Regions from separate parts of the Homo sapiens genome. Here region 1 is linked to region 2. A link is an interaction called in ENCODE POLR2A ChIA-PET data of the cell type or tissue named here. Cell type or tissue: PC-9. All regions are shown on one strand. Links, peaks and the distances in the headings refer to the core of each region. The heading gives the core; the rest is flanking DNA. Region 1 overlaps PRR15-DT (PRR15 divergent transcript). Region 2 overlaps PLEKHA8 (pleckstrin homology domain containing A8).

Evidence for each region. Peaks named below come from ENCODE experiments on the same cell type or tissue, not always from the same donor. Only the 100,000 strongest peaks of a DNase experiment are listed, where the experiment ranks them.
Region 1: POLR2A ChIA-PET joins it to region 2 with 7 read pairs; 1 of 35 experiments calls an interaction of 5 or more read pairs at or near these places.

Annotation. Positions count from the first base shown.
Region 1 is chr7:29,547,109-29,551,511 of GRCh38, forward strand. All of the region lies in intron 1 of PRR15-DT (PRR15 divergent transcript), which reads right to left. It also overlaps the pseudogene GTF3C6P3. Among named protein-coding and RNA genes, the nearest start is that of PRR15-DT, 14 kb to the right of the region's middle. In PC-9, for the core only: no CTCF peak of the experiment used is centred there; a DNase peak (open chromatin) is centred at 1,903.
Region 2 is chr7:30,066,075-30,070,477 of GRCh38, forward strand. All of the region lies in intron 12 of PLEKHA8 (pleckstrin homology domain containing A8), which reads left to right. Among named protein-coding and RNA genes, the nearest start is that of PLEKHA8, 40 kb to the left of the region's middle. In PC-9, for the core only: no CTCF peak of the experiment used is centred there; a DNase peak (open chromatin) is centred at 2,267; H3K27ac peaks cover 1,103 bases.

The sequences.
Region 1 (4,403 bases), core at 124-4,123, 520 kb before region 2:
AGTCAATTACGCAAACGTTGTGATATATTCTCTAGTGGGAATATGGGAGAAGGGAGGCAGAAGTCGTGGTGGTATGAGAAAACTAAACTCTTAAATATCATTATAGAATGTTTACAGAATGGCTCATATTGATAAATCAAAAGAAAGCATGACACACGTGTAATTTAGAAATACGGAGATGCGTAAATGCCAGAAATAAAAAGCTGAGATTGTTGGAAGTAATGGCAGAAGAGGACTGAGGGAAAGGATGAGGAGAAACCCCCATAATTTGCTCCAAGCCCTTCAATAACATTTGACTTTTAAACTTATGTACATAAGTTACTTTAATTTAAAAAAATTTTTGAAAATAAATCAGTGCTATGTTGTCTGAAAAAGCAGAGACATGATGCTCCTGTTGCTTTCCTCCTTCTGCTATGATTCACTGAGGCAGGTTACGTTTTAAGATTTCAGGAACTAATGGAGCAGCACATATTAAACATATTCCCTGGCTTGTGCCCCAGCTACAGTCTGGTGGTGACCTTACTTCTAAGGACTTTGTCGTGCAATTTGCTAATCCTTTTCTCGTACCACTGCTTTCAAGCTCAACTGAGCACACTTCCTCCTTTAGCTACAGGTAATGCAATTTTAGTGCTGAAAGGATAAAGAGCATTCTGGAATCACATACAGAAAACTTCTGCTTGATTTAATTGTTGTGTTGCTGAAAACAGATTCATAGCAAGTTGTTGTATATTAAATATTCTACAGTAAATTTTAACGTTATGTTATTGGGAGTCGGGGAGGAACTGGCCCCAAACTACAATAATGACAGTGTTCTGTAAGACTTTCTACCATTACTTCCAAAAAGCACTTAGAATGGATTGATGTATAGAGTTTGTTCACATACTTTTCCCACACAGCCAATGAAAGACATTAGTCAAAGAGAAATGGACATTTACTGGTGCTTATTATGTGTCAGGTACTGTGCTAGGGACTTTAATAAATGCATTGTGTACTTTAATTCTGGCAACCACTCAGAAAAGTAGATGGTATCGTACCCACTTTACAGATAAGGAAACCAGAGCCTAAAGATATTAAGTAATTTTCCCAAAGCCACACAGCTAGTAATTCAAACCAACCATCGAGTCTTTCCACAAAAAAAAGTATGTAATTACAATTCCTAGAGTTAATTTGAGCTTTGTTTTGAGTGCCCTATGATTCCATAGGGCTTAATACTTAAGCAGCCACATATGACTTAACATTATTTTCAGTAAGAAACTTAGAAGACAATGATCTACTAGAATTTTAAAAATACTACTATTTCTTTTGATGTAATAGCCTTCATACTAACAAATGTTTATTAATGTGGTGATTAACTAAACGCCAGCATGAGATTTGAATATCCATATTAGAAGAACACCATATCAGGGGCAGAGTAACACAAACCTAACCAACATAACTCCACCTCTTCTGGTCCTTTAACCGTAAACAAATGGCTTCAACTTTCACAGATAAAACTGTAGGACTGGTAGTTCCTATCTCTTATGGTAGCTCTGGCCATTAGAAGTGGGAAACCCATCGTAAAAATTCAAAATGTACTATTATAATAAAAGGTCTATCAGTGCAGCTAAAGCAGCTCCTCTCTCTAGGTAAGCACAGTTACACCAAATGCATGAGCCTGATGCTAAGTGAGAGTGCACAGTATGAGATTCACCTGTGGTAGCACTGAGCAAAGATGAGCTCCCAAAACTTTGCTTGAGCCTCCCGACAGCCTGTGACTTAGGAAAGCAGCCATGTTTTAAGTCCTGCCAACTATGTCCATCTGACATTGGCCTTGATACAGGTTAGGAAACCAAAAGATTCACTTCCTGCATCATGTTACCCTTCCATCAGATATCTACCTTCTACCTGTGCACCTGTGACGTAATGTGCTGACACATCGACAAACCACAAGAGAGAAAATAAGACCTGGCAAATGGAGCATAACCAAATCAGTGCTTTGAAAAGGGATATTAACAACAGCAGGTAGCAGGTCACCTTCTAAAGGAGCTAGGCTACCCCAGCTTTGACCTGGAACCAGGTGATCAGCTAGAGAACATTGCCTTGGAGGGTAACACGTGACTTCTACTCACATCAATGATTTTCTAACAAATAACTAAGTTGAATTATCTTTGTTTTCTAAGAGAGTATGGACACGTTGTGAAGCCTTATTTGAGGATTTCATGCCCTCCAAGTCGTTCATTTATTCCCTAAGTACAATATTTAAGAAAATCTCAGCAGCCATTCTCTGATAGGTCATTATTCTGCCCCATCTGTATCCTATCACCCAACTTTATCTCCTTCAAAGGCATTACAATATGCCCCATCTGTATCCTATCACCCAACTTTATCTCCTTCAAAGGCATTACAATATAATATTCTTCCAATGTGGTAACAACAAAACAAAAATGTATCAGATACTTTGGTTTACATGTTGTACTCACATTTCAGAATTAAAGAAAATCAAGCTATTATTACAAGTAATGACAAATTGGATTGTATTCTTTGCCATTTTTATTACATTTGCTTTTACAAGTCAGTAGTGTTATAATCAATGAAGCATTGATTTGTATGCATTCTATGGTATCTCATTCAACAATACTGAAAACCATTATTGCTGGGTGCCACACCAGGTGCTAAAGATTCATCAATGAGATGTCTTAGCACTCATGGAGAAACACACAGCACAGTGATTAGTTAGGTCCCGGGACTTGGAAGCCAGTCTTTCTGGGGTCAGACGCTGGTCCTTTAAGCTTCCCAGCTGTGTGGCCTTAGGAACATAAAGTAAGTTCTTGATGTCTCAGTTTCCTCACCTGTTATAATAATAGTGTCTGTTTCAGAGGGCTTTTAGGAACATTAAATGAGATAATGTTTACATTATGTTTTATGTTTACAGTTTATCATGGAGCTGTACCTGATACATAGGAAACATCATGTAAATGATCATTAAAAATGAAACTCACTTTCTAGTGAGGGAGTCTCATAATAAACAAATAAATAAGAAAATTATAGTCAATGGGACAAACACCAAGCAAACCATTTACAATAGAATTAAAACACACTCATTTCTATCAGTGGCAGGCTAGGTTATTTGGATGAATTCTCCTGCTGAGAACTGGGCACAGAAACAACTCCAGTTTTGACAGTCCCTGGAGCAAAAGCGACCAATTAAACCCAAGGTTAACCAAAAATAGATTAATAGGAGATTCTCCTAAATCAGGGTATAGGCAAACCAGAAGTAAACCATACCCATATCCACCCACAAGACTGCACAGACAGTTAAGTTACTTTGGCACAAAAAGGAGGTTGTAGGGGAGGGAAAAATGAATGGACTGATCCCTGGGAGGGTGACTATGGGCTAGCAGTGCTCCTATGGATCAGTTGTTTTGTCCAAGAAACCTCAAGCCACGAACTCAGTGTTCATGTCTGGTAACTCCCCTAACCTCTTGAAAATCCTTTCTAGAGTAAGTCACCTTTGTCTTAGGCCTTAAATTTTCCAAAAATAATTTTTAAAGTAGAATGAGGAACACAAAATAGTATCTAAGAATATCAAGAAACAAGACCCTATGAGTGGAAACTGGCAGGAAAAAAAAAAAAAAGACCAAAGAAACACCTTCAAAGACTTCAGATTTTTTAATGTATCAGCCAAAGATTATAAAATAACTGTTTAGTATGTTTAAAGTTTAAAAATACAAGTTTAAAAATATCTTCAAGGAATAGAAAAGTATAGCGTCCTATTTGAAATAAGACTAGATAGAACATTTAGAAAAGAAAAAGTTAAAATGTATAAATTAATGAAGGAATTTAACAGATGTTTAGATGCAGCAGAAGACAGAATTAATGAACTGTCACATAGATCAGAAAGAATTCTCTAGAATGCATCAAAGAAGGCAAAAAATAAAAAAGAGTAGGTTAAGAAGCATGGTAGGGGAGACTGAGAAGGTGTAACAAATGTCTAATTGGGATTCCAGAAAAAGAAAAGAAAGAGGGCCAGGCTGGGTGTCTCACACCTGTAATCCCAGCACTCTGGGAGACCAAGGCTAGCAGATTGCTTGGTCCAAGGGGATCAAGAACAGCCTGGGCAACATGGCAAAACCCTGTCTCTACAGAAAGTACAACAAATTAGCCAGGTTTGGCGCCTTGTGCCTGTAGTCCCAGCTACTCAGGAGGCTGAGGTGGGAAGATCGACTGAGCCCAGGAGGTCGAGGCTGCAGTAAGCCGTGATCGCGCCACTACACTCCAGCCTGGGTGGAAGAGTGAGACTCTGTCTCAAAAAAAATAAAAAATAAAAAATAAAAATAAAGAATAGAATGGGGAAGAGAGTATGTTTGAAGAGATAATAGTTGAAAATTTTCTAAAACTGAAATAAGAAGCCTATAATCCAGAGC
Region 2 (4,403 bases), core at 260-4,259:
ATCTTGATAATTTTGTGATTTTGACTGCATCTAAGAGATTTTTAATAAGCAGGAGTAAAACTGCTGAAATTAGTTATAGCATCAGTTTATTTTCCTCCTTTTCATCATAATTAGACAGCTTTCCAATAAAAATACTGCTTAAGTAAGGTTTGAGGTGAATGTTCATGAAACTTGTATGGTCTTAATGGCCTTGGAAATAGTACATTTATATGTAGAAGTCCTAAATAACATTGTAGAAGCCTTGTCTCCTTTACCTTTCTGGAAAATGCATCTCTAGTTATTGTATTGCTGCAGTTCTGTGACCTGGAATACTTCCAGCATCTGGAAGGAGCCTTAGACTTTACACTGCCCCTTTTTGCACTTGAGCCATCACTTGGCTTCCCCATAATGATAATCAGAGTGGAACATTTTGGGTGGTTTCATGCTAAGAGCTGCTGTGTTCCCTTAGTGTCCTAACATTCTTTAGAGGTCATTTTCAGGAGGGAGTTGGGTTCACAAGGCAGATATGTTTAATAATCTGCTTTAGAGCTGAGTCCCCCTCTCCATTGCATATTCCACATCAGAAAGAGGTTTTGGAAAGCATCCTTGCAAGTGGAAGGAAGAAAAGTTGCTCTGGCATTTCATGCACCATTGTATTAAATGTTATATGCTCTGTGCTCAGTGGGATAACATATTGCCACATATCTCATCTCAGAATGATCCCATAAATGTCAGTAAAAGTTAACCCAACCAAGATCCTTTTCTGGCACAGAATAGAAAAAATTTTAAAAGGATGCTCAGTCATGTATTTAATATGAAAGGCTTTCACAGATAAGGAGAGATAAGTGAGAGAGATAAAGTCAGAACTCATAATCAGATATTTGACATCAAATCATAAGTTGGCCATTCTGAAAATACTATGGAATGTGAATTGTAATACTCTTTCCAGAACCATTTGCAGCATATGCCTCCACTGGCAGGATTGGCTGGCAGCACAAGCGTTAGTCTTAACAGTGCCTGAAATTAACAAAGGGCATCTCTGGGTGCTTGTTTGACCTCTTTCCACTGGTTATTGTCCATACAAGTCAATTTGCCTTAAGCATAGTCACTATAAAGAATTCAGAGGTTACTCTCCTAGTAGCTCTGCTTTTAAAAATACATGCCAAAGCGCTTTGGGAGGCCAAGGCAGGCAGATCACTTGAGCTCACAAGTTCAAGACCAGCCTGGGCAACATGGCGAAGCCCTGTCTCTTCAAAACATTCAAAAATTAGCCATGTGTGGTGGTACCAGCCTGTAGTTCTAGCTACTTGGGGGCCTGAGGTGGGAGGATCACTTGCGCCAGGGATGTTGAGGCTGCAGTGAGCCATGTTTGCACCATTGCACTCCAGCCTGGGTGACAAACCAAGACTCTGTCTCAAAAAAGAAAATTATAAATAATTTAGGCATTTAACAAATATCTACCACTTGACCTAATAGAAAAAAATAGTTCAATACAGTTAAGTGCCCACGTGTCACTCCTTAATCCCGTGACTCCCATCGTTTTCCAGAGATCATCATCCTGAATTTGCGTAGTTCATTATGTAATACATGTTTTTATGCTTTTGCTATATATTTATGTGTCCATAAGCAGCATCTAGCATTGGACTACATGTTTTAAACTTGTATATGAGGTATCATATTGTGCACATTCTTCCTTCTTCACTCAGTATTTTCAGACTTTAGCCACTGTTGAAGTGGCTTGTAGTCCTGGCTCATTAATTTTCCTTGCTGTTTAGCATTTCATTGTATGAATAGACCATGGTTTCGAAAAACTAATATACTGTTAATGGACACAGTTGATTACAGATTTTCACCATTAAAAGCAATTCTACAATGTACACGTTCCTTTCACACATGTTCTCTATCATATGGAAAATTATGTCCAGACAGCACACCAGAAAAAGGAGGAGGCTTCTCATAGCTAAGAGGGACTGGTCCAGGGACTCTGGCTGTCTACAGACTGGTAGTTCATGGGGCCTTACTGCTTGAGAAGCTGTGCTGCCAGAACAGTGGTTCTCAAACTCTAACCTGTATTAGCCTCACCTGGAAGGCTCCTTGAAACACAGATTGCTCTGTAGGCCTGACTTGAGGCTGAGACTTTGCATTTCTAACAAGTTCCCAGGTGATGCTGAGGCTGCTGGTTTGGAGACTACACTGGGAATTGCTGCTGTAGTACATAATACAATTGGAATGGCTGAACCACATGACTAGATATTGCCAAATTGCTCTCCAAAGTCTATAATTACCAGCAGAGTAGTGAGAGTTCCCAATACTCCACATTCTTTTTAGCACTTGTCATTGTCAGCCTTTTAAATTTGTGCCTGATGGCTGTAAAATGATAGAATATTGCCAAAGTTTTTGTTCTTAGATTACAAGTAAGGTTGAGTAGCTTTTCCTGTCTTCACTGGCAGTTTGATATCCTTCTCTGTGAGTTGCCTGTTCATGTATTTGACCACCTTTCTCTTAGGTTTTCTTTATCAACTCCTGGGAGTTCTTTATATTTCCTGGATATTAATCTTTTTCAGTGATGGGTTAAAATGTCTAATCTTTTTCAGTTATGGGTTAAAATGTCTTCTGTCAGTCTGTGGCTTGCGTTTGCTCTTTATCTATGGTGTCTTTTGGTATACAGAAGTTTCAGTTTTTATGTAATCAGACATGTCATTCTTTCTTTATGGATTGTACTTCTTAAAGAAATCCCTCTCTCCCTTGAGGTCACAGAGATGTTCTCTGACATTTTCTTCTCGAAGTTTTGTAGGTTTGCTTTCATATTTATGTCTTTAATCTTCCTGGAATTTATTTTTGTGAATGGTGTAAGGTGGGGATATAATTTTATTATTTCCAATCAGAAAGCCAGTTGTCTTAGCAGCATTTATTGGATCACCCATTCTTTTCCCCACTTGTATGTAATACCAACTTTGAGAGAGAGAGAGAGATCTGTTCTAGACTCCATATTCTGGTCCATTGTTCTTTTGCCCACCTATGCTTTAAAAAGACATGAGTTATAGGATGAAGGTTCTTACTATTCTAAGTGAGTTACTGGACCGTTCTCTCTAGAACTCGTAGGATCTTAGGGCAAGCACACTTCCCCGGTGCCTATCTGTTTCCCACCAGCCTCCTGCCAGACTTGACTACCTGCTTTCAAATCTCCTGGTTCCTAATTCTTGCCTCAGAACTGTCTAGTTGAGCACATTTGCAGAACTATGATTGTCATTTCCTCAGCCCAGTGAGTAATTCCGCCCTTTCTGGCTTTGGTTCTCTACTTCCCAGGCTTTCTCTTAAGACTTAGATTGACATTTCTCTCGTCTTCTCTATAAGCCAAAATAACTTTACCAATTATAGGTTTACAGTAGAAAAACACTTTCCTGTATACAAAGTTCCTGGACAGAATGGTTGTTCACCAACAGTAATGGAAGGGTTGTTCTCTCAGTTACTATAAAAGCTTTAGGCATAATCTCTAAATACCTGATAGCAAGTTTCTGAGTTACTAATAGTAAATGAATGAGAGCTGTGCTGTTTCCATAACCAGGTGCCAATTCTTTCAGAAAAGGATTGGAAAAGGCATATTTTTCATTTTTATTACATTGTTTACAGAGTAAACACCAGTTTTTTTGACAGAATGGTGTGATGCAACAAGAGTGTCCCCAGGTCTCATTGCTTTTAACTTTGTGACCTTGGGAAAGTCACTACCTTTCTGGGTCTTCCATGTCTTCATTTCTAAAAGGAAAAGAATTAGGCAAGGTGATTGTCAAGGCTTCCTACTTAGAAATTTTGACTCAGTTTCTGGGGAACTGACACATCTCAAAGAACTGGGAGAAGGGTATCATTTATGTCTTTCAGAGGCCAAAAATACTCCCAGATTATAGAACATGCATGATGATAATGAATGGGTATTACAGTGAAGATTAATGTATTTCATTATCTAATCTTCTCTAGGTAACCAAAATAGGTCAGGCTTAGACTTCATCTTATTTTAATGCCATCAGTCTCACATGGCAGGGATATTTGCAGCGTAGAAGTCAGCTAAGGACTTTGGGAAGTGTTTTTTTTTTTTTATGACTTTTATTTCATTTGTTGGTTTTAAATTGCAGCAATGATCTCAGTCAAGACCCAGCCCAAATTCTTTTGACACACCTTCTCCCATTAGGTCATCTGGCCCACATTTTGCCAGGTGGAACTCTCCTTTGGCAAGGTATAAGCATAACAAGGAACAGCTTCTTTGTCTACTAGGGCCAAGTGGGAAGACAGATGTGCTGCTGTACAAACACTCTCCCATCCTTAAGCCAGACTCCCCATGCTGTTTGGACTCACAGCACCTTTGTCTTCCTTGTCTTTTTGCTGTCTTTTAGAAGAGGGCATGGAAAAGAGTTTCTAGGCTTTTTTGAACG